2 separate regions of the Mus musculus genome follow, and region 1 is linked to region 2. Evidence: chromatin loops called from intact Hi-C (ENCODE). Cell type or tissue: heart. All regions are shown on one strand. Each heading gives the region's core, and the rest is flanking DNA. Links, peaks and the distances in the headings are about the cores only.

Region 1 (11,962 bases), core at 2,898-7,897, 110 kb before region 2:
ATTTCTAAAGCCCTCTTGGAGCTGGGACACATGCCCAGTGTCATGCTTACTCGATCTACCTGGGTTAGGTGCCCCTCTTTCATCTAACCCCAAGTACAATGTGGCCACTGTCTGATTTGTGCACGGCTTCTGGGCTCTGAGCCCATCCTGACTAGCTGGGGGCCCGGATAGGCCATTCGATCGCTCTGTGTCCTTATCTGCAGGAATGCACGCTGAGAGCATCCTTGCGGATCTCAAGAGGTTAGGGGCCACTGTGACTGACAATAACAGCTACTAATAACCCATTTCCCGGCTTAGGCTCACAGATAGCAAGGACTCAACAAAGGTTTGTGTGGGCCTGACCCCACGCCTAAAAAGGCTGGAGAATGGTTCTCGATCACCACCACCCCTCTACACTCATCTTCATATCAGGGGGCTTGGGGATAGGGCTTTCTTTCTCTTATTGGTCAATGTTTTCTACAAGCCTGTTGAAGTTTGGCACTTGAATAAACTGTCAGTGAATGATGGGCAGGTAATGAATCTCCAGTTTCTAGCCTAATAGTGTCTCCCCTGGGCCACAGAGACAGCTTTTGCCCATCTCCAGCACGGACAGAATGGGAGCTCTCCCCGCACTCCCCAAGACATGCAGCACACAGAGAAACCTTGTCTCGAAAAACGAAACAAAACAACAAAACAAGAAACATGTAGCTTAGGCTGGCTGCTAACTCATGTTCCTCCAGCCTCAGCCTTCCTAAGTGCTGGGCTTACAAACTTGTGCTACCACAACTGGCTAAGTGTTTTACTTAGTGAGGGAGGCAAGCTGAAACCTGTCTCCTCCTCTTCCTAGCCCCTGACGGCTGTTCTTAGTGTGCCTTCAAGAGCTGGCATAAGTAAATAGTCCCATCTCAGGGACGCTAAGAACTTTCTGTGCTATTCACTATATAGTGAAACCCAGGTCAACGCTTGCATTCACTACTACTGGGGCATTCAGTACTCATAGGAGGCAGAGAGAGCTTGTGTGTGTGTGCATGGTGTATTTGTGTGCACGTTCATGAGTGAATGCAGACATGCACATGTCACAGCACTTGTGTAGAGGTCAGAGGTCAATCTTGGGTGTTTTTGTTTTCCACCTTGTTTGACACAGGGTCTCCTGTACTGCCACTGTGTATGCCACGCTAGCTGGCCCGTGGTCTTATGGTGGATTTTTCTTTTCTCTGTTCCCATTTTGTAGTAGAAGCACTGGGATTATAGTCACCTGGGACCAAGTCAGTGTCTGTGAATTCTGGGGATGTGAACTTGTGTTCGAAGCAATTTCACCATCTCTTGAGACCAGTTGTAGGTGTTAGAGATTTGACTTGCCGGGGACTGGAGATGAGGAAGACGTGTGGAAGGGCTCCTCCCCACCAATGACGGAAGGGGACTTTTTTTATTGTCTCCAAGTTGTCACATTGGCCCATTTGATGCCTGTCCTAGTGTGGGAACTGAAGACCAGGGTTGGCCAGGTTTAGTCTGAGACTCTGGAATGGCCTGTGGTGTGGGTGGAACCCAAGGCTGCTAGATCACTCTGGGGGAGATTTGTTTCCTGAGACCCTTGGAGGGGCTCTCCTCAGGACGCTGAGGGTTGGTGTCCTCTCCCAGTACTGCCTCCCAAAGCAAAGGCCAGGAAGCATCAAAGACCAGAGAAGAGGCCTTCTGTGGGGGCTATTTCAGAAGAGGGAGGGGGCATTTCCTTAAAATTTTCTCTTCCCTTCCCTTCCCTTCCCTTCCCTTCCCTTCCCTTCCCTTCCCTTCCCTTCCCTTCCCTTCCCTTCCCTTCCCTTCCCTTCCCTTCCCTTCCCTTCCCTTCCCTTCCCTTCCCTTCCCTTCCCTTCTCTTCTCTTCTCTTCTCTTCTCTTCTCTTCTCTTCTCTTCTCTTCTCAGACATATACTACAAGTTGGCTTCGAACGCACAGCCAAAGATGACCTTGAATTCAAGTGCTTGCTTCCAACTTCCTTAGAGCTAGGATTATATGCTCATGCCACCTTGTGGGGTTAGGTAGTGATGTAGTGTCCGAGAACCAATCTAGGGTCTTGTGCATGGTAGATAAACACTCTCCTGACAACTGAGGTACACCCCCAGTCCTATTTATTTATCTTATTTTGTTTTTAAAAACAGGGCCTTCTGTCTCGACTGGCCTGAAATTTACTATGTAGCTCAAACTGGCCTTGCGCCCACAGCAATCCTCCTGCCTCAGCCCCCCCTGAGTACTGAGCTTGTAGTGGTGAGCGACCATGCATAGCTCTGTGGAGCGGGATAGTTTCAACCCCAAGAAACTGTTCTGTGGACCCATCTGGCCATCCCTGGGGAAGCAGCTTGTGTTGGAAAGGCGGTGTCAGGGGTGCAGCGGGCAGAACCCCAGCTTTCGGCCCAGTCTTGGACTAGGAAGGGGAAGTACTGGTCGGCATCCTCTTGGTCATGGGGCTGACTTTATTTCCCAAGCCCGGCCCAGGATGGCGTGGTGGTTAGGGGCGCAGGGCTAGTGCTCAGCTGTGCACCCTCGGGGGCGCGGCCCGCGTGACGTCCCCTCGAACACTACCCACATTCCGGGGCGCGGCGCGGGGACTGTCGACGCTTGCCCAACCCCGGCCCCCTCCCCAGGGGCCGCCCCTCCCGTCGGGCCGCGCCCGCCTCCACCAAGTCCCCGCCCGGGGCCCGGCCCATCCCGGACTCCGCCCGCCCCGGGGAGGCCGAAGCCGCTGTTGCCGCCATTGACGTCAGAGGGCGGGCACATGACCCCGCGGGGACCAATCGCGCGCGCCAGCCTCCCGCAATCTCCCCGGCAGCCGGCGCGGCCCCCGCCCGCAGCACACACTCGCGGACGGACGCGGACACACGCACCGCACAGCGCGCCCGCGCGAGGCCGAGACACGCCCGCGCCCGCCGTCCCCGGCGCCGCCCCCGCCCCCCGAGGACCCGATCCTCTCTGCGCCCCGCGATCGCCCGCCGCCCTCGCCGCAGTCGCCAACCCGTTCGCGCCGGCATGCGCCCCAGCAGCTAGAAGGAAGCAGCCCAGGAAGCGCCCCGCGCGCCCCCGCCTGCCCCCGCGCGCTCCCGTTCGTCCCCGCGGGGCGCCCCCAGCCCACGCCCCCCCACCTTCCCGGCGGTGGGGGGGTGCGGGCCCTCCGCGGGGGCCCCGCCGGCCCGGCCCCACGCCAGCCGCGATCGCGCGCGCGGCCCCCGCCCCGGCGCGGCCATGGATGTGACGAGCAGCTCGGGCGGCGGCGACCCCCGGCAGATCGAGGAGACCAAGCCGCTGCTTGGGAGCGACGTGTCTGGCCCCGAGGGCACCAAGGTGATGGGCGCCGTGCCTTGCCGCCGGGCCCTGCTGCTTTGCAACGGGATGAGGTACAAGCTGCTGCAGGAGGGCGACATTCAGGTCTGTGTCATCCGGCACCCTCGGACCTTTCTCAGCAAGATCCTCACCTCCAAATTCCTGAGGCGCTGGGAGCCGCACCACCTAACGCTGGCCGACAACAGCTTAGCATCCGCCACGGTGAGTGGCCCTGCGTGGCCGTGGGGCTTCCCAAGCTGGGGTCCCTCGGGACCGAGGCGCCCCGCTGCTTGTCTCCGAGCGCGCGGCCCCCTAGTCCCGGCCTGCGCACGGGGCTGGGCTGGAACCTCTAGACTTGATCCTCCAAGGCAGGCTATGGGAATCCTCTTTCGTGTCCTGGACACTTAGCCCACCCGGGCTGAGCGCTTGGGGACTTTTGCCTAAACGCTTGCGTTTCTGATGTCTGGGACCCTAGACTGGGCCCTGAGGATAGTGGTGTTTGTTCCTTTTCTGAACTCGTTGCCCATCTGGATCTGAGCTACAGGAGAAAACAAAACGCAACCCTCTCCTCCATAAAAGCCGTAACCCCCCAGCGCCAACAATTTCCAGAAAGCAACTCCTGCGTTTGCTTTAGCCTGCCTTTACCCTTTTTTTTTTCCCCTGCCGGGCCTGGCAAGGCAAAACCGGGTGCCTGCCCTTTCTAAAAATCTCCTTCGCACGTTAGGAGGTTGGAGGGTGGGGGGCAGGGGGCCGAGGTCCTGGACCCGCTCAGACCCTGGGATAGTCGAGTTCTCTGGGTAGAAGCAGCTGGGCTGCCCAGCCTGCCCTTGCGTTGTCTGTGGAGCGTGTGTAAGCATGTTTTGTGGCTGCGTCCTGTTTTGTTACAGTTTTTTTTTTTTTTTTTTTTTTTTTTTTTTTTTTTGCTGTGTGGCCAGGGCCAGGTCAGCTGGATGAGATGGAGAAAGGAGGATCTTACTAGTTGCTTTCGGAAATCGAATCTGCAAATGGTGGCCTTCTTCCTCCTGGGGACAGACAGCTGTGGTGGGGTCGAGGAGGGGGAGTGGGGGCGGTGGGCAGGGCCTATACAGGATGCTTTGTGTTTTCCAACAAGGGCAGTTTCAAATACAGGCTCTGGCTGGGCCTTAGCCTGGCGCTTGGGGACTTATCTTTGTAGGGGCCCCCTTCTTGTCTAGAACGGACCGTACCCCCGTGGCAGGCTCCGTGGTGTTTACTAAACATCATGGGAGGGGGCAGAGTGCACCGCCTTGCTCACACCTGTGCCAAGAAAGCCCAGCCAGGAAACAGGGTGTTGCTTACATGCATGCCACAAATGTGTAGCGTGTGTAGACATTGCCTCGGCATCCATGTTCCCTTGGTGGTGTGTCACAAACTGTGACACATGCTCCGAGGAATGGGGAGTGGGGAAAAGTTAGCCTAGACACCCTGCTGCCTGAGTCCACTTCCCCTACCCCTTTGTGGTACATGAGGACATTTATTCTGAATTTTGGCTCTGATATACTCAAAACCACCAATTTTTTGGTTTTTTTTTTCCCCCTAGGCTGTGGGCATGTTGGTGCAGTAACTGCAGACTTTGTCCCCAGGAGGATTGAGGGTTGCCGGGAGGTGGCCCGGTCTTCTCCTAGGCTGGTGTGTGTTCTTAAACCTGCCTTGAGTCATAGGCTTCGGCCTTGATCTCCATTTGATTGGCTAGTACCGAGGGTTTCAGGTCCCAGAGGTGCCTGGTAACCTTCCCTCGGCTCTGGAGACCCCAAGTTTGGCTTTAGCTTTAGTACCTGGCTGAGTTGGGGGTGGGGGTGTCTTTTTAGGCTCTGTTCTTCTCCCTGCCATCCCTCAAAATGCCAAGGAGTTGTCAGCGAAGGCCAGTAGTTGAGAGGAACGGTGACCCGCTATAGGAAGGACAGGACATTCCCTGGTCCTCCCGGGGCACAGTCACTGTGTGGCTAGCTGATCTTTGACTACCTCAGGCTAGAGGCCCCCTACTTTCCCTGGCTGCTCAAGAGGTCTGTCTGTTGGAAGAGAGCAGTAAGGAATCAGACCAGAGAGTCCCCAGCAGCCAGGTCCCCCGACCCACTCATGCCAGCTGAGGTGTGTGTGTGTGTGTGTGTGGGGGGGGCTACCTCCGAGGAACACCTGAGTCCTGTGTTTGGCCCCGGGTTGTCTGAGGCACAAGTCTGGTCTTGGTGGAGCGGTGTTGTGTGTCAGAAAATGGGGAAAAAGGAACTGGAAACATGGCCCAGGCTGGTATAATCCCGCCCTTCTAATTCTTCACCTGGCATGAGGGAATTCCATCCATGTAGCTCGTGCTTTGTGGGGGCGTCAACGAGGGTGGGGGCTCCAGTGGAGGCCTCTAGTGGAGGTGTGTGACTCCCCCACCCCCCTAGGGCCTGTGTGGATGGAGGTGTGGCCACCAGGGCCTGTAGCATTGGTCTCCAGGCCAGAGGTGGGGTTGGGGTTTGCTACTAGGGATCTTGTCCCATGTCAAGATATTTGCTTTGTGTCCGAGATATTTGCTTTGTGTCCGTTCCCTAGGAAGTGGAGGAGCCTCCTTGGGGTTCCCTTAGGCCTGGGCATTATGTAACCTGTCTGCATTTTATAGTGCGGCCCAACCACTGTATTGAGAAATGTTTGCTCAAATGAAACAAAGGTGAATTTGAGTGCAGTTCATTCCCAGAAAACCACTGGTAGCCCCTGGCCCAGCCTTGAGTCGCCCGTGTCGGAGTGTGTCTCCCACAGGGGTGAGACGTATGTGGTCTGTAAGAAGCTTAGTTGAGAATTGTTTGGGGGGCTAGCCAGTTAATTGGGTGGACTTCAGGAACTGAACCCACAGTGACTGATCAGGCTTTAAATCTGTCAACAAACAATCCACTCCTTTGCCCAAACCATCCACTGAGTCCGCTGTCTATACCTGAACTGCGAGGGATAGAGGCTTCCTAGACCCCAGCTTGCCCCGTGCTGGGGTGCAAGCCAAGTTTCGTGGGGGGGTTGTCTCTCAGTCCCTTCTGGTCTGGCTTTCCAGCTGGTGACACACTTATTGTGGAAATCTTTTAGTTCCCTGGGTCAGGAGACCTAAAAGGGAGATTGGTGCCACCAGACCTGACTCCCCTCCCCTGACCTGGCTGTAAACTTTGCCCTCCGTGGGGTCAGGTCAGAGCTTGCCCTGTGCTGTCTACTAGTCTGGTTACTGATTAAACCCCAGCAGAAGCCAGGCCAGGTTTGATGAACTTGGGAGACTTTGGATCCTTTGGAACCGGAATGCTTGTCAACAAAGGGGAGGAGGTCTCTAGCATCTGTAGGAGGGATCGTGGGGGGTCGCTGAAGGACAGAGGCTGGACCTTCTTGAGGAAAGGCCGATCTGCCCATGCATTGTCTCAGTCCTCACGTGTACTTGCCTATCCCTGGGTCTTCCTGGGCTCAGCCGTGGCTGCCTACCTTGTTATAGGTTGGAACCTACAACGAGCCCAGATTTTTGTAGAGGTGTCCTCGTTGGAGAGGACAGGCATCCATCTTGCCTGCCGTTGGTTGCTTGGCTAAATTTGATCACCTGCTAGACGTGTTTGTCTTTTGTCTCTACCCTTTGTTTCCACTGCACCAAAGAACTACAAAAAAAAAAAAAAAAAAAGCACTCCTACCTTTTATTTCATCTCACGGTTGAAAACAAACCAGAACAAAACAAAAACTAAACAATCGGTTTCAGAATGGCGGGTCTGATCTGCAAAGCCCTTTCTTTCTTCCTTTGCTTGCTGAGCAGGGATTCGGACACAAGGGACAGGAGGAGTCTTTATTCTCCAGCCGCTTTCCTCCAGGGCTGCCGTTCACATTGTCTGCACGGCTGCGCTGACTCCCAACATCTCTGGGAATCTGGTTGTTCCTGTCCATGCCTCTTTTTCCCCCTCCGGGGCTTGTCTGAGCATCCATCCTATGAACTTGGATTTAGTTTCAGCAGAATGCTCTGAGATCTACTGCGTGGCCCTTCCCTCCAAATGCTGGGATTTTCTTTTTTTTTTTCCTCTTGAGAATGAAACCCTCCAGTCCCCAGAGATCCCATCTATGAGCACACGAATGCTGGAGTATGAGCTAACATTTTTTTTTCCTGTTTTGCCACGTAGGTCCCTCCTCTGTCCGCTCCATCCTTTCCTCCCTCCGTTCATGACTCTGCCATTTAGTAAGCGCTTTATTTATTTATTTTATTTTATAAATGTCACGAGTAGATATCGGAGAACATCAGATTTGTTTCCTAGGTAGTTGTGTGTTCAGAAATGGGGGGCAGGGATGGTCAGGACGAGAGATGAACACTGTTCTCTGTGGTTGGGCAGGATGGCCTGCCTTCCACCCGCTGTAGGAAGACAGTGCGTTTTAAGGAGAGCTGCCCAATCAGACCACCGGTACCCTTCCTGGTAGAAGGTGTTTTGCTGGGTGCTCTCCTACTGGGACCACAAGGAAGCCTTGTGTTTTTGGGACCCCGGGTGGCTTAGGACTTTCTGGGCATTTTGTGGGGAGCCCAGGAGCTGAATTATTCCAAAGGCAAAGTGCCCTAGGGGACCCACCACCGGCCACTTTCCCTCCCTCACCACCTCTCTCTAAGGGGACCAGCCTGGCATTTCATTGGAATGGATATTTGAGATGGTCTAGTTACGCCCTTGATTAAAGGATTAAAGGAGCTATAGCAGCGCCCCCACCGTGGGGCAGAACAAACTTCGGTTTTACCGTAGTCACGTGGAGCACGGCTGGAGCCTGAGGTGGCAGCTTCCTGGCTGTGGAACTTTGGGCACCTTGCTTTCCCTGAGGGGGCCTTTATTTGTCTTCATGTGCAGGGTGACAGTTTACCTCATTTATTATGGTGATAATTGAGATGTTGACACCGGTTCTGGTAGTGGGACAGCCAGCACACAGTCAGGAAGAGTTTTCATGATGAGACAGAGCCTCCTGAATGAGCTCTGTGGAAATGGAAGGGTTATGGCAGCCAAGATGGCTCAGCACTTAAAAGTCCTACTACCCGAGTATGATCCTTGGGACCAGGAGGTGGAAGGAGAGACTCCTGCAAGTTGTCCTGACCTCCACACACACAAACTTGTCTCCTCCGCCTCCTCCCCCCCTCCCCGCCCCCGCACCAAAAAGAATCTTTTTTTTTTTTTAAAGTAAAAATCTTTGCTATTTAAAGAGGGGCAGTCACTTGAGGTACACAGAATCCTTGGGGAAGTTAGAGGTGACTGCAGAGTTCCTGAGTTGAGGTTGTAAGGTTGTTTCAGGCAGTTTAGAAGAGTTTCTCAAGGGGTTCTTTAAAAAATATCATCTATGTGATTTTAAAGAAATACATGTATATGTCTATGTGTGTATGTACATATGTTTGTGTGTGAGTGTATGTGTATATGTGTGTGTGTGTGTGTGTGTAATTGAATCAGTGTGCACATTACCAAATGCATCCAAAGTACAGGGGCAGGATGTAGCTTCACCTCGTGCGTCTAGAGTCCTTGGTGGTCATCGTTCAAGGCAATCCTGTTGTCTGTTTCCTTGGTTTTCCTTGCTGGGCACTCTGGACACGAGCACACAATTCTGCATTGTTACTAGACTCTGTGTTTGGAGTTCGCTATACATCCGCACACGTGTGACTGTCCTCTCCTCCCTGCTATGTAATTTTCCCATCTTGAAGTGTACTGTACTAATGTCGTAAGCAGACCAGTTCCCCCGTTGTTGGGCATTTAGCTTCCTCTCAGTTGTTGGCAACTCCCCATTTTTATCAGCGGAACTTGTATCTGTTTTAACAGTTTAAATGTTTGTGTACTTTCTTGGGTGTGTGTGTGGGGGGGGGAGGGGGGGATGCTTCAGTCTGACAGAATGTCACCAGGAAGTGAGTGAGTTTTCACGGGGTCTGTCTGCCAGCCCTGCCACCAGGAGCAGAGGGAAGATGCTATGAGAGTTACCTGCATCTTCACTCTGAGGACCATGGTCTGGGCTGCTCAAACTGAGCCTCATTTTCTTCTGCCTTCTGCCTTCCTGTTTTCCTCAGAATGAGAGCCAGGTGGTCAAGCCCCATAACAAGAGGGGGGGCGGGGGTGCAGAATTTCCCTTCCTTTCTCCTCTCTCTGAACAGGTAGCTAGTGAATCCTTAGGTGGTCTGGGGGTGGGCACATCTTTCAAAAGGCCACTTCACTGTCTCCCTGTAGAGCCCTAACCAGAGGGGCTGTGGTGGGTGTTAGAGGTGCCTGCTCTGTTTTGTGTGTGTGTGTGTGTGTGTGTGTGTGTGTGTGTGTGTGTGTGTGTGTTGTGTGTATCTCCAGACCGAGGCGGGTGGCAAGTTGTTCCTGTATAAAGGACCCACCTCCTCACTTCTGCCATGTGTAAGATAGGCTGGGCATGGTAAGTGAGCGCTAGGAGATCAGACGCCGTGTATGACACAGACTTGACATCAGACAGGTGACCTGGAGTCCAGCCTCTGCAGCTTCCCAGACGACTGCCTTATCTGCTGAGGGAAGATTGTGAGGACTTCCTTTCAGCCTTGATGTTGAGGTTAAGGGAGGCAAGGTATTCATTCAACAGATAAAAGCCACTGTTCTGGGGACTTGGGAGAGAGACAGCAAACAGCAGGCTACTAAGGCCAGTAAGCTGGTGGCTTAAGGGAGTCTGTATGTCAAGAGGTGTGGCATTGCTGTTTGGGGGAAGGGCTTTTCAGAGGGACTGGACAAATGCAAAAGGCTCTGAGGCCAGGGGGAATTTAGAAATCACCCGGCTGGCATTTAAAAATTGCTTGTGTTCACTTTCCCCTGTTCCCCTGGGGCCTGTTGTTTGTTTGTTTTTTTTTTTTTTCTTCGAGACAGGGTTTCTCTGTGTAGCCCTGGCTGTCCTGGAACTCGCTCTGTAGACCAGGCTGGCCTCAAACTCAGAAATCCACCTGCCTCTGCCTCCTCAGTGCTGGGATTAAAGACCTGTGCACCTTGCCCAACTGTTGCTTATTTTATTTTTTTAAGATCTGTATATTTATTTTATGTGAGTCTACTGTCGCTCTCTTCAGACACACCAGAAGAGGTCATCAGATCCCATTACAGATGGTTGTGAGCCACTATGTGGGTGCTGGGAATTGAACTCAGGACCTCTGGAAGAGCAGTCAATGCTCTCAACTGCTGAGCCATCTCCCCAGCCCGTATTTTTTTAAAATATTTATTTATTATATGTAAGTACACTGTAGCTGTCTTCAGACACTCCAGAAGACGGCATCAGATTTCGTTACTGATGGTTGTGAGCCACCATGTGGTTGCTGAGATTTGAACTCAGGACCTTTGGAAGAGCAGTCAGCGCTCTTAACCGCTGAGCCATCTCACCAGCCCCCCCCCCAGCCTGTATTTTAAACCTTGTAATTTTAGCACTCGAAAGGTTGAGGCAGGAGGATTGACACCAGTTTTGAGGTTAACCTGGGTTAAATAGTGAGTCCCTGGTTTTTCTGTTTTTGTTTGTTTGTTTGTTTGTTTGTTTCAGCAAGCATCTAGAATATTCTAGGGTATAGGCTGCTGCTGGTCGCAGGAAGTTTCAGTTTAGTTCTCTCTCCTTTCCTCCCTCCCCACTTCCCTGTTTCCTCTTTGAAAAGAGAGTTCCTTCCCAATAAAGAGTGAAGAACGGCTTTGTAGTATTTGTGTTGAAAGGGTCTTAAATTACTCAGCCTGTAGAATGCTTATATGAGTACACTGTCTTAAGACACACCAGAAGAGGGCATCGGAGATGGTTGTGAACCACCATATGGTTGGCTGGGAATTGAACTCGGGACCTCTGGAAGAGCAGCCAGTGCTCTTATCCCCTGAGCCATCTCTCCAGCCCTCTGGGAGAATGCTTTTAAAGCAAACTCTTGGTGAATAACCAGCTTCCAATGATCCCAGGTTCTGGAATCCTCACTTTGCAGGTGGGGAGGGGCTGATGGGAAGTGTGCTGGCCCAAAGACCCTTGGCCATGATTCAGGAATGAGGGTGGCCCCCACAGTTGCTTCCTACCCTGGCCTTGGTCCCCATTGTTTTCCAGGTTGTTATCAGCTGTGAGAATTAGGTTGTGGAACTAGGCAGGTGAGTTGGCTCCTCTGGTCTGCTGGTGGGCGGGCTTATGGGAATCGGGCCGGAAAGCAGGTGCTCACCTGTTGGGGCTGGGCTCGTTGGGTCCAGCTCAGGAGAGGTCACCCGTGGGGAACAAACACCTGGACTTCTGTTGGTTTTCTTGGGTGTCCTGAGGCTGTCCTGGACTCTTGAAGACAGCAGGCCTGAATTCTCTGTTTCTCAGTCTAGCTCCCTGGCTAGGTTGAATGAATAAATGTATTTGTTCCAGGCCCAGCTGGAGAATCTGTCAGCCAGGGCTGACTAGCTGTGTAATGAGCAGCCCCCACTCCCACCCAGAGGCCCACTGGCTTCAGGCAATGGTGGTTGTTTTTTTTTTTTTTTCTCATCAGGGTTCCAGAGGTATCTTTGTTGGGCCCTGCCCCATTTATCTCTTAGGTACCTGGCCTCCTTTGTATTCTGTTCCAACTTGGGCCTCCTCTAGGTCCGTCCTCTGTGGGGATGGAGGAGCAAGAGTCAAGGACCACACCTGAGCCCAGGTGAGGCCAGGAAATGTGAGTTAGAGATGTGTCTTGGAGCTGCTGTGGTGGAGTACACCGGGAGTCTCAGCCCTTGGGAGTCTGA
Region 2 (11,962 bases), core at 3,440-8,439:
CTTGCCTGGAGTAACAAGATCTCCATGTTGTGTAGAAATAGAGTCTGCCTTGGAAAAAGCTGCTCTTCCCAGTGAGTCTCCTGAGCTGGTCGTATACGCTACTTAACTGTCTCCAGATCTCTACTGGCTGGCTTCTAGCTTCAGACAGCACAAAGCAAATGGAAGCCAGTGGTCCTTGAACACAGCGCACATCCATTGTCTCTCTTCTTAGTCAACAGCATTCCTGGGAGGTAGGCCTTCTCTTACCAGAGCTGAGCCTAGCTGTCCCCTGGCTCAGGGTGCCCCACCTGCCCAGACCAAGCAGAATTTGCCCCTCATGAGTCTTATTCCTGTTCTGATGGCTGCTTGCCTCATGGCTCTCAGGATCCAGAGTTAGCAGAGGCCAGGGTCCCTGACCGTGGTTGTGAAATGGGCAGAGATTCTCATAGAGGGTAATGGCAGCCCTTGTATAAAGTGAGCGAGCCTCCCGACTCAGTGTGCCTGGGACTTCCCTACGTTACTATGCAGAGCCCTGCTTTGGGAAGCCCCTCAGGCCCACACGCATTGACGTGCCGGTCTCCCTCATGTCCAAGTTTCTCTGAGTGCCAAATGGGAGGGAAATATAAACACACAACATAGAATTCAGTGGCCTCTGGCCCTCGTTAGTAAAGCTGAAATTGGTGAGGGGAAAAGCACATTTAAAAAGTAATGGGGTTGGAACTGCTGACTTTTGAAATGAAGTCACAGGGTCAGCCAGAGACTTTGAGATAGTCGGTCTCCTGTAGCCCAGGCTGGCCTTCAGCTTGCTCTATAGCCAGGGCTGGCCTTGAACTCCTGATTTTCCTGCCTCCACCTCTCGAGTGCTAAGATGACAGGCATGCTCCAATTCTCCAGAGGTGGAGAGGAACTGGTCCTTCCTTCAGTTGGGGTCAGATTGAGGGCATCCGGTCTCCACATTTCATAGTTGGAAAGAGGGCGTGGTTTGTAGTTTTGAAAGCCAATGCAAAGCTACCTGTTAATAATTTTACAGAAACCAGTTCTGTGGATTGGTTGGGGGTGGGTGGGCCAGGTGACAGGCAGGTGTGGCAGTGCCCACCCACCATGGACTAGGCTGAAGGGAGGGAGGGAGGGAGAGAGAGAGAGAGAGAGAGAGAGAGAGAGCAGACCCACAGCCTGTATCAGTGGGAGGTCTTGTTTCTCTTTGGGACCTATCTTGTAGAGGAGGGACAGAGGGGAGAAGTTAGAAATTCACTGGGCTGATTGGACGGTAAGTTCCAGTATTGTTTTGACAAGCTGGCTGTACAGACCTCAAGACAGCCCACCTGCTTCCTCAGAAGCTCCACTCAGGAAGTAACTCAGCACTCTTGCTAGGAACAGAGTAGATGCATTCCTTCAGAGGTGCCTCTGGCAGGCAGAAAGATCCGGCAGTTCAGGTGACTCAGTGCTCAGTCCCTTGTCCCTCAGGCAAGTGACAGTGACTCCAGCTTCCCTGACTCCAGTCTCCTGCTTTGTAAGATGTGTGTTGTCCCCGGTGGCTGTGACAGGGAGGTTGGTTGATGTCATCCAAGCCCTCCGTGTAGCATCTGGCCTGGGATTCAGGTTGAGCGCTGCCTCAGTCAGCAGGACCTCTCTCCCTTTGATGTTCCTCTTCCCTTCCTATTCTCTGTCAGCTTCCTAGGGTGCAGAGTAGAAACCCCAAACCCTGGGCTTGGCCTGAGACAGTGACCCAAGCTGCTGAGGGTGGCCTTTAAGTTAAAGTCAGCTAAACCGAGGGGTTCCACTCCACTGGTCACAAATGGCCACATTCTAAGTGCTCAGACGTAGACGGGGAATGTGGCAAGGTTGGCGGGTACTTGCCTGGCGTGCATGAGTTGCTGGGTTCCATTCCAGCACTGTGTATAAATGGAGGTTCGTGCTTGCAAAGCTTGGCACCGGAGATGGGGAGACAGGAGGGCCAGGTATGAGGGTTCATGGTCATTCTTGACTATGTAGTGAGTTACACATATAAGACTTCCCCACCGTTCTAGAAAGTTCCTGGGCATTGCTGAAATGTAGATCCCACCCTGCTCCTGCACCAGCCAAGAGCACCAACCTTTACAATCTCTTGGTGGCTGTGTATTCTTTGTTATCACGTGTGCTGGTGACTATGTGGTCCCCGTGGTCCAGGCTGCCAGCCTGTCCTGGGACTGCCCTGGCTTGGCACCGCGACAGCCTTCACAGCCCCAGGAGTCCCGCTAGCTGGCAGGAGGATGTGGCAGGGATTCCAGGCCTGGCACCTGGCATGTCACTAAGCAAGGCCAGCAAAGCCTGAGATTGTTCCGGCCCCACCCTGACAGCTCAGGATGTCGGCTAGTACTTCAGAGAAAGGCTGCGGCTTAGCGGGAACTAGGAAGCTGGAAGAGGCTTTACTGGACCGCTGGAAAATTCTAGTTGTTCATCAGGTGAAAGAGGAGGGGAGGTGGTGGAGATTCTCTAAGAACATGGCATTGATGTTGGCTGAGGTCCCCCTCTGGCTGTACCTGCCCATCTCTTATATGCCTGATGCTGTACTATAGGGACATGGTGGCTCTAAGTCAGGTCCTGTCCCTGCTCTTTGGGGCTCATAGAGCATCAGGACAGATAGATGCACAAAGAGACCATGGTCTAGCTGGTGACACCGAGTGCTAGGACCAGCACATTGACCTACAAGAGAGGGACCATGTCATCCCTTTAGGGACCTACACAGTGGTGTCTGTCAAAGTGGTTGCTGGCACCAGCCGCAGGGCATCATCATCGAATAATGGGGTCCTGCTCATTCCTGTTTCTTTGAGAAGGGCTCTGTTTGTTGCCTTTTGATAGAGATGGTAGGAATGAATGCCTGCTGCTTCTGGAATGTTCTCAGAGTTACCACCTGATTGATAGCTAAGATTAGCTGAGCACTTAACTCTGAGTTGGACACATGACTGATGCCCCCCCCCCCCCGCCATTGCGCCTTCCCCACCATGACTGCCCCCTGTTCTTCAGAAGAGGGAAACTGAGGCAAGCCATCAGGCTGGTATCACACAGCAGCAGCTGGGGATGCTGAGGGCTTCCTGGGAGTTCTGCCAGGCCCATAGCGTTGTGAGGGGGTGGGACTGAGTGACCTTCAGCAAAACTTCCTCAAGCCACATGTCACCGTCCCTGATCCCTGTGCAGGTACAGGTTCTACACCAGGGATCGTAACACATTCAGAGGAGAGAGATCAGGCCTCAGAGGAGCTTGTGGGTCTCTAGAGCGATGATGTCAACCCCGGAGGGATGGTTCCCCCAAGACTGACTTCATCAGAGCCACAGTAAACAGGCGAAGCCCTTGGGGCTGCAGCCAGGGTCAGCTGTTCGTCCTGCCCCACTGGCTTACACAGGGTCCCATAGATGTGCTTTCTACCTAACATGCCATGAGTCAGGCCACTGGCATTTGTGTCATATGCTGAGCAGGCTCAGGTTTAGGGTTGAATTGTCTACGACTGTCCTATCCAGAGTATGGGCTTCAGGTCTGATGGGGCTCTGGGGCTGGGGCAATGCTGGTCTTTTAGGGTAGGTGGGAGGGGAGGTTCCTACCCACGGCTGTTGCTCCACATATTATTCTTAGGTAGGTGGTACAGGCTGGTCAGCTGCTAAGTTGAGAAAGGAGGGGTTCTTCAGTAAGCCAATTCCCTGTGGCGCTATGCTGAGTGCCAGCCATGTCGCAAGCACCTCCTCTGACCTATGGCGGTGTCACAGGCTTGTATCCGCTGTCAGCTGAGGCTGCTGGGAAGACACTTGCTTGCAAGGGAAGTTGAGCTGCGCCTTCAGACTGGCAAAATACAATGAAATATACCGGACGTTGTTGCTCACGACATTGAGTGGCTCAAGGGCACGCAGCTGGGGAGAGACTACGCCAGGAGGATTTGAACGTGTGCCTGTGTGTATGTGTGCATGTGTGCATGTGTGCCTTGTCTTCAGAGCCTAGCATCTTTTAAAATTTTGTAGGGTGTTTTTTTGTTTTTGTTTTTGCATTTTATTTAGTTTATTTGCATGTGTGCCATATCACACACATGGAAGTCAGAGGACAGCCTTTGAGGGGTCAGTTTTCTTTGTCCCTCCGTGCAGCTCCCAGGAACTGGAACTCGGGTCATGAGGCTTGGTGGCAGGTGCCTTTGTCTGCTGATCCATCTTGTCCAGGAACCACAGGCTCCTGTCTCTCCTCTGAGACAGGTCTCTCTGGCCCCACCTGCATTGTCTTCTCTGCCTGAGGTGGTAGAGAGGGTAGGAAGGGCCCAGGTGGGGAATCAGAGGTGTGGGTCTCCACAAGCTCAATACAGCGAGTTCTGCCTCCTCCCTCCTCCTCAGACCGGTATCTTTCCCCATCCACGAGATGAGAGTTCCGATGAGAACTGGAGCAAGATGGTGCGTACCTGTGTTCCCTGCGCCCTGCAGGTAGAGGCAGGAGGCTCAGGAGTTCAAAGTTACCTTCCCCTACACAGTCTCAGGCCTTCCTTGACTTCATGAGACCTTGCCCCAAGAAGCAAACAAACAATTCAGGTTTCCGCGCAGGAAATGAAGGTGGTATTGCTGCTCCCGTGGGAAGGTCTCTGGGTGGTGGGTGTCACCTGTCGCCAAATGTGAAGGTAGGGGTGGTAGGGTCAGTGCCCGGCCTCTGGGTTCTGCCCTTTTTAAGTGGCTTTGTGGGCACATACCATTTTTAAGTGGCTTTTAGGAGTCTGTATCTATCCCTTTGATACCTCTGGGAGACCCTGATGGGGGAAACCAAGGCACCGAAGGGTAGAACCACCTCACATCAAACTGTCCATAGTTGAGGCTGGACCCCAGGAAATCTAGTCCCCAGACCCCTGCCATTCCTGCCCTTTGCTTTTCTCCTCAGGATCCCCCCTTCCATATTTGCACCTCAGCCGCATCCCTGAATCTATCTCTTACTTGTAATTTCTCCCAGGGTGTTTTCTTGCGGCTGGCCAGGTTCTCCCAACAAAAGCAGGACCTGACCAGTGGAGTGAAGGTGGTCCTTGTAAAAGCCTCTAAGTCAGTCAGGCTGCAGGAGTGGGCACCCAGAAGCTCCTCCACATGCAAAAACTGCCCGACCAGCACCTGTTACCTGCTTCCCGAGTCACAGCTGCACCCTGGGGCCTTGTTTATGAACAGAAACCCTCCAAGGCTACTAATTTCTAGCAAGCTTACTCCTGGACATGGCTCAGGGCTGGTCAAGTGTCCCCAGGAGGAATCTGTCCCATGCAGGGTGACCCCACAGTGCCTCCTTCTCCCATGCTGAGCAGTGCCCTGCGTGGTTTGAGTGCCCCCAGACAGTGGAGCTAGGACAGGTATGGGTCTCGAATGCTGTCCTCTGGAGGAGAGTGCTTGACAGCTGGAAGGTGACCCAATGAAAACTCACAGCAGCATGCTGGGGACGGATGCTCATCACTGCTAGAGAGCTCCTGATGGTGGCAGTGTGCAGCAAGCCGTGCTTGCTCCAGTGACAGCTAAGAAAGAGCCAAGGCTCCTCTTCCCTCATCTGCTTAGTGGTCAGAGGAAGAGGTGTTTGGGTTGGAACTGATCTGAACATTTCTAACGGGCTCTGCCCCTAGGAGGGTAAGGGCTGGCTGGCTGGCATCGCCCGTGTCCTTGGCCCTCTGATCCAGCAGTGAAGGAGGGGCTTGTTCCTAATGCTGTGTTTTGTTTTGTTTTTGTCTTCATATTGATGGTGACAGCCTTGGGAAATGCTCAGGCCTGTGCGATTGTCCCCTTAGCCCTCAGATTGGGCCCTGCGCCGTTTTTCCGACTGTGGACCCTATGCAACGAAAAGCGAGTCCCGTTCTGACATCCCTACCCAGTTTAGGACTGCTTAGCCAGCCACCTGTGTGTTCTTGTGGCTCCCTGAGCGGCATCTGAGTTCTCCACCAGCATCCAATTTCGCTTTCCAAACTAAATCATGGGCTGAGGGATACAAATCCATTGGTAAAGTGTTTGCTACACAAATGAGAAGATCAGAGTTCGATCCCAGCCAAGTGACCATAAATCCTGAGGACCAGCAGGACCCTGGCACTGGGACATCGGATTCATGGGGACATTGAGCGAGCAGCCAGCCAGATGGTGTAGCAGTGAAGAGGGTTAGGTAAATGCCAGGGAGACAGTGTGTGTGTGTGTGTGTGTGTGTGTGTGTGTGTGTGTGTGTGTATGTATATGTGAGTGTGTGTGTATGTATGTGTCTGTGTGTGTGTATGTGTGTGTCTGTGTGTGTGTGTCTGTCTGTGTGTGTTGGAGGTAGGGAGCTCTCTCTTGTGTATGGATGTGTTTCTGGTGCCTGGGTCACACCAGCTGTGCCCCACAGGAAGTACTCAATAAATATTTGGCAATCTAGCCAGCTGCGCACGAAGAGAGGGAAGCAAGCTCTCAAGTCAGCAAGTGGGTGACTGATGTCAAGCCAAGTGTGGGGCAGCCTTCCCATAGCCACCCTTCTCCGTCACGGAGAGGGCTCTGGCTAGAGAGGTCACAGAGTTTCCTGTGGGTACCAGTAGAACTAGAGTCACAGTGGGCTGATGACAGATACACCCGATGCGATGATACAGGCCTCCCAGAGCCCACGTCTTCGAAATCCATTTCGTGTCACTCTGTGGAGACTCCTAGAGCCACCCGTCTCATGGCTCGTAGGAAGCGGTCTCTGAAGATACATCCTGAGAGACCTTGGTTTCTCTCTTCTGTCACTTAAGAGGCACTGGCAGCCGTGCACAGAGCCTTCTGGGTCTGGACCCCCACACCTGTTGTCTTCTGTGATCTTCAAAGTTCAAGTTCCAGAAGGGAGGTTTCATAGGGGTGGATAAAGGAAGTTAGGAGGCGTAGGCTGCAGGAGAGATGGCTGGATTTAAAAGACCTGGTGTCCTGGAATTCTCTGTGTTCATTTTGGTCTGTTGGGATCCGTGAGTTACCAACCATTAGCAAGATGTGCAGGGCGGGTCATGTGAGATAGCATGTGTGACTGACTGCCTGGCAGTTTGTCTCTTTTGATGATATCTTCCATTGGACTGAATAATACCGGTTACCTGGTCTTGATTCCTGATGCCTGGGGCTGGGTAGAGGGTTTTGTATATGAAGAGGAAACCCTGTAACTTGGTGCAGGGGCTGCACACACTGCTATGGTTATGACTGGTACCTTCTCGTGTCCTTTCATCCCCTGGGTAGCTTTCAAGTTAGGCTATGCTTCTATGGCTAGAAACCATGCAGATAAATGGAGGAATGTGACTGATCGGAGTCTTGGTCACATAGCTACTCCCTCTCCGTGGCTGGCCCTGGGACCTTCAAAGTCCTTTACCTTTCAAACCGTGACCGGTTCTTCTAGGCTTCATTGGTCCCTTGATGTGGAACACTGTTTTTATCCCCATTTCGCCAGTGACAAAATTCAGTGTCCAGAAGTCAGGGAGAGCCATTAAAAGGTACTGAAGATCTAAGCAGTGTGTACCCACATTCTAGAACTTCTCTCAAGTCCCCCCAACCCCCACCTTCTTAACATGCCCCCACAGACTTCCACGAGCCTTGCCATGTGTTTTCTTGGAGCTAATCCCAGGGTCTATGCAGGAGCACCTAACATTGTGTACATGGGCTCAGTTCCCTCGGCACCCATTGTCACCCATCCTGGAAGCCCTGGCTTGAAGCCTACAGCTCGAGGAAAGACCCGCCAGGGACTTCCCATGCATGGAAACACACACGGGCTCCTGAATCCAGCTCGGCCTTGCCAAGAACCGTATTGAGTTTATTTGTCTAAGAGTCTGCCCTGCTGGCCTTGGCTTCCGGAGAACCCAGCTTTGTAGAGCGAAGGTCCTGTGAGACAGAAGGCCACCAGGGTCAGACAGAGGGAGGCCCTTGAGACTTGAGAAGGGACTGGTGGTGCTGGTGAGCTGTGAGAGCTGACAACCCCCCAGGGCTGCTGTCCAGGTGGCAGAAGAGGAAGCACCCACACTATTTCGTTTCTTGTAGGCAACATCTCATTGTCGCCTAGGCGGACCTCGAACTTCTGATTCTCTTGTCTCCTCCTGAGAGCTACATTACAACTGTGGTTGCTGGGATTTGAACTCCTGACCTTCGGAAGAGCAGTTGGGTGCTCTTACCCACTGAGCCATCTCACTAGCCCTCAGCCTGCTTTCTTACATATCCCAGGACCACCTGCTCAGGGGATGGCACCACCTATGATATGCTGGGCCCTCCTTCACCAATCACTAATCAAATAAGATGCTCGGTAGACTTGTGTACAGGCCAATCTGATGGGAGGCAATTCCCTCATCCCAGAGAATTCTGTGTCAGGCTGACAGGAAGTGAACCAACACACAAACACAGTTTCTGTCTTCCTTAGTACTCTTTGGGAGGAAGGCCTGGCAGCTCCTTTCCTAGGAGTGTGAGTTCCTCCTTAATCTGCCAGCCCAGCTTCCTTCTTTTACCTGTCACCTTACTCATTTTCTCTCTCACAGTTGTCACCATTTTTGAATGTCCCACATGCTTTGCATAGTTACCTCTCCGTCGCGCCGCCATCCTATGGGGAATTTCATGGGAGCAGGGCTGTGGACCTTCAACAGACACACATACACAGTATGGAAACTGAAGTTCCAAAAGTCCAGGCTAGCCAGGCTGCAGCCAGAGAGAGGCAGGAGTATGGTGGCCTGTTCGATTTTTGCCTTGCTCCCTTCTGTGACATGGAGCCTGTGAACAGGCTACAATCATACTGGTTCATTCTGGCATGCCGAGGAGAGTGTGGGATGTGGACCTGCCCCTGGAGTCACAGATGTAACATCTGGGTCATCCCAGCATCCCTGTTTTGCCAAGTGGATGAAGATAGCCCTGGGAGGAGCCTCCTATCTCCTGGAGAGGCTGAGCCATATGGCTTTGTTTAAGAATGGGCCTCGGGATGTTCCCCCCAAATCTGCCCTCTGGGGAAATTTCTGCAGAACTTGTGTGGTGCTTCCATTGAATCGAGGGTTACCGCCAAGGGCAGCACTTAGACATTCTTAAAAAGGGTGGTGCTGGAGACAAAGTTGAAGGGCTCAGCTCCTCTCAGCGGGACCCAGCGCTGGTGGACGCCACAGAGAGCAGCTTTATCCGTGCACACGCAGAACCTCTTGAGCCTGCCAGAGAGTTCCTTTGCTGGGACAGTCAACTTAAAGGAGAAAGGGTTCATGTGTTTGTGGACTTTCAGGATGTGGTTGTGCAGCCATGTTGCTTTGGGGCCTCCGGTGAGGCAGAACCATGAAGGAGCAGCGTCTGGAGAGGAAGCAAATCTGTTCACTACATGGTGGCAAGGAAGCAGGGGGACAAGGGACAAGAGCACACGCCCAGCTTCATAGAGGCTCCATTGCCGGAGTGTAAGAGTATATAGGTTCCAACGGCCCTGCTGTGTGGAGAAAAGGTTCAAGGTCAGGGTCACCCTCAAGTTCATGAAAGTCCAGAGCAGGGTTCTGTGTTCCTGAACTATGAAGAGCTTACTTTGCTGTGCATGATGTATCCCCCTAGGCCCCAAACCTTCTTCCTTCCTTTTTTTCCTTCTGAAGAGGTCCCAGTGGGACCTTCCCCAGGGTAGAGTCCCTTGGAACTGTGGTACCCGTGGGGAGTTCAGGTCCCACCCGCCTGGCTGTTACTGTTCTTAGACATGTCTGCAGATTCTGGGTAGAACGGAGCTGACTTGGAGACATCTTTGAGCCCCTCATCAACCGTTTCAGTAGCAAAGGCACCTTATTGGGACAGATGCCAAAGTGCCAGGCCCAGGGACCAAATTCCCACCCTTCCCATGCCCGCAGAGAAGATGGGTCTTGGAAGGGTCGGGATATGGAAATAGCTAGCCTTGGCTCTGTTACTAAACTTCTTGAGGCATTTAGCCATAAAAGGGGGCAGCTGCCGAGGCTGGCTTCTTGATTAATGAGCCCCCTGTATGCCTCATCACAGTCCTCATGGAGTCCTGGGATGGCCCTGCCCTTCAGGCCCCCCTGCGTTGCAGGTTTTTGTTTTTGTTTTGTTTTTTTAAGCCAGGGGTCCAACTGTAGCGCAGCTGCTGTTCTAGGTGGGCGGGGACTCCGCAGCTGTGCAGCAGTGGGAGACCAGACCCCCCCCCCCCATCCTGCTGGCCTTAGCCCCATTCTGCACGGTGCGCACTGCCCTGGACTGTCCAGGTCTCTCTCTGTTTGTGGTTGTGAGATTGGGTCATGGTGGGAAGCAGGAAGAAGCCTGTGACCCGTCATATCCTCTCTCTCCATTTCCTCAGGGTGACTACAGCTCCCTTGCTTGCAGTGTGGTTGAGTGAAGTCAAGCCCTGAGCTGGGGCTAGAGTGGTCTATGGAACTAGAGTGTGTGGGGTGTGTGTTGGGGGGATATGCTTGGTGAGGGTGGGGCTTGTGGTGGGTGGGTTTTGGTGGGGTGGGTGGAGCTTTGGGCATAAGGTCTGATAGAGTGGGATCCGATGAGTGGCGACTGTGTTTGTGACGTGGGTATCTTCCTGTCACCCCATTGGAAAGATAATAGGACAAAGGCTTTTCACAATGATGGGAGAATAGGAGGTCCAAGTGGCCATGAGTAGGTAGAGCATGTAGATGGTCTACACAGTGGGGCACATTCAGCCACCAACAGAGGTGAGGCAGGGCCTCCACTCTGAGCCTGTGTAGCAGTGTTCTGAATAGGCAGATTCACACAGGTAGAATGTGATGGGCAGGTGAGGGCGTTTCCCCGTCAGGTGTTGGCTTCTTGGCATGATGGGTACTAGTCCCTGGCAGAACGACCATTGAGAACACAGATGTGGTACTGTCCTGCGCTGGAAGGGGCTTCCTGTCAGATCATGTGGCATCATCCATCCATCGCTCCTGGAGACCAGACCAGAGCATCCTACTGCTGTGCCAGGTGCCAGCACGATGGCGCCAAAGGACCCTGCTCTGCGACTGGGATGACTCAAGTTCCACTCAGCTGCCGGAGTGACAACCAGCCTGCTGCTTACAACCCAGGCCTCTATGAGGCTTCTGCTGCGGCACTTAGCGGCGGCTCCAGTCTGGAGTGGCTGATAGAGAGAGGGACTTTCCAGATAGGCTTTTCCTTTTGGGGTGTGGGAGCCCCCCATCCCACTGGAATGTATGTCTTGAGTCAGCCTAGAGCCTCGTCCTGGGGGCTGAAGACTCATGAGTCATGTGCTCATCACCATGGAAACCGGCGATTGGCTGGGGCGGGCGGCAGAGCTGATCTCTGAAAGACAGGATGGTGAAGGATGTTGGATGAGCACCCCACTGGATGAGAAGCCTGTGAAAGCAGATAATTAATGGAAACATTAGCTCTGAAGGTCTTGGGGTTTGGGAAGGGGGAACACTGGCGAGGGACCCCCCCAGCCACCTGCTCTGTCTCCCATTTAGGTCTTGGATGCGTTTGAGCCAGGCTTATCACAGAATTCTAGAGGGCGGGTTTTTTTTTTTTTTTTTAATAGCAGGCCCTCTTACACGAGCCCATATTAGTTCCATAGCAGAACACCGCCACGGCTCTGAGATTTGTCCCCACCTCCCATGAGAAGGCAGTGTCCCCAATGCACAACTCATAGTGTCCCAGAAGGCTGTACCCCAAGAGCCAGGACCTTGGGTGCTGGATGTCTGTATCCTTAGTACCCAACACATGCTGACCCAACATGGTGCTTAGTTCAGAAACCCTAGTGCCAAAGCCATCTTGTTAGAACGTGGCCAGAAAGTAGCGCCCAGCTGAGGCAGCAGTGGGTCCCTCATTCCTGGCCAGGGCTCCCAGGACTCCTTAATATCTCTCTAATGAGAGTAATTTGGCAACAGCAGAAAACACGCTCTAACCCTTTGTCCCAGTAATTCCATTTCTGGGAATCTGGCCTAAAGAAATAATCCTAAATATAGGCTAGAAAAACAGGCTTCACAGGGATGTTCACCTCGGAGTTGTTTATCGCTCATGCAAAGCAGACCGGCGGGAGCAGAGAGAAACTCCCGAGTGGATGCTCGTAGGTACAG

Evidence for each region. A loop is a pair of places that touch in the nucleus more often than their neighbours do. Peaks named below come from ENCODE experiments on the same cell type or tissue, not always from the same donor. Only the 100,000 strongest peaks of a DNase experiment are listed, where the experiment ranks them.
Region 1: it touches region 2 in a loop (1.9-fold over the local background); 10 of 42 quality-filtered maps call a loop at or near these places.

Annotation. Positions count from the first base shown.
Region 1 is chr8:117,253,890-117,265,851 of GRCm38, forward strand. Cmip (c-Maf inducing protein) reads left to right here and starts at 3,130. Exons shown (of 21, transcript NM_001163262.1): 1 at 3,130-3,512. The coding sequence starts at 3,213. In heart, for the core only: no CTCF peak of the experiment used is centred there; DNase peaks (open chromatin) are centred at 3,442, 4,442 and 5,732; H3K4me3 peaks cover 3,288 bases; H3K27ac peaks cover 3,739 bases.
Region 2 is chr8:117,361,255-117,373,216 of GRCm38, forward strand. All of the region lies in intron 1 of Cmip (c-Maf inducing protein), which reads left to right. Among named protein-coding and RNA genes, the nearest start is that of Gm51554, 52 kb to the left of the region's middle. In heart, for the core only: a CTCF peak has its summit at 5,427; DNase peaks (open chromatin) are centred at 3,712, 6,377 and 7,687.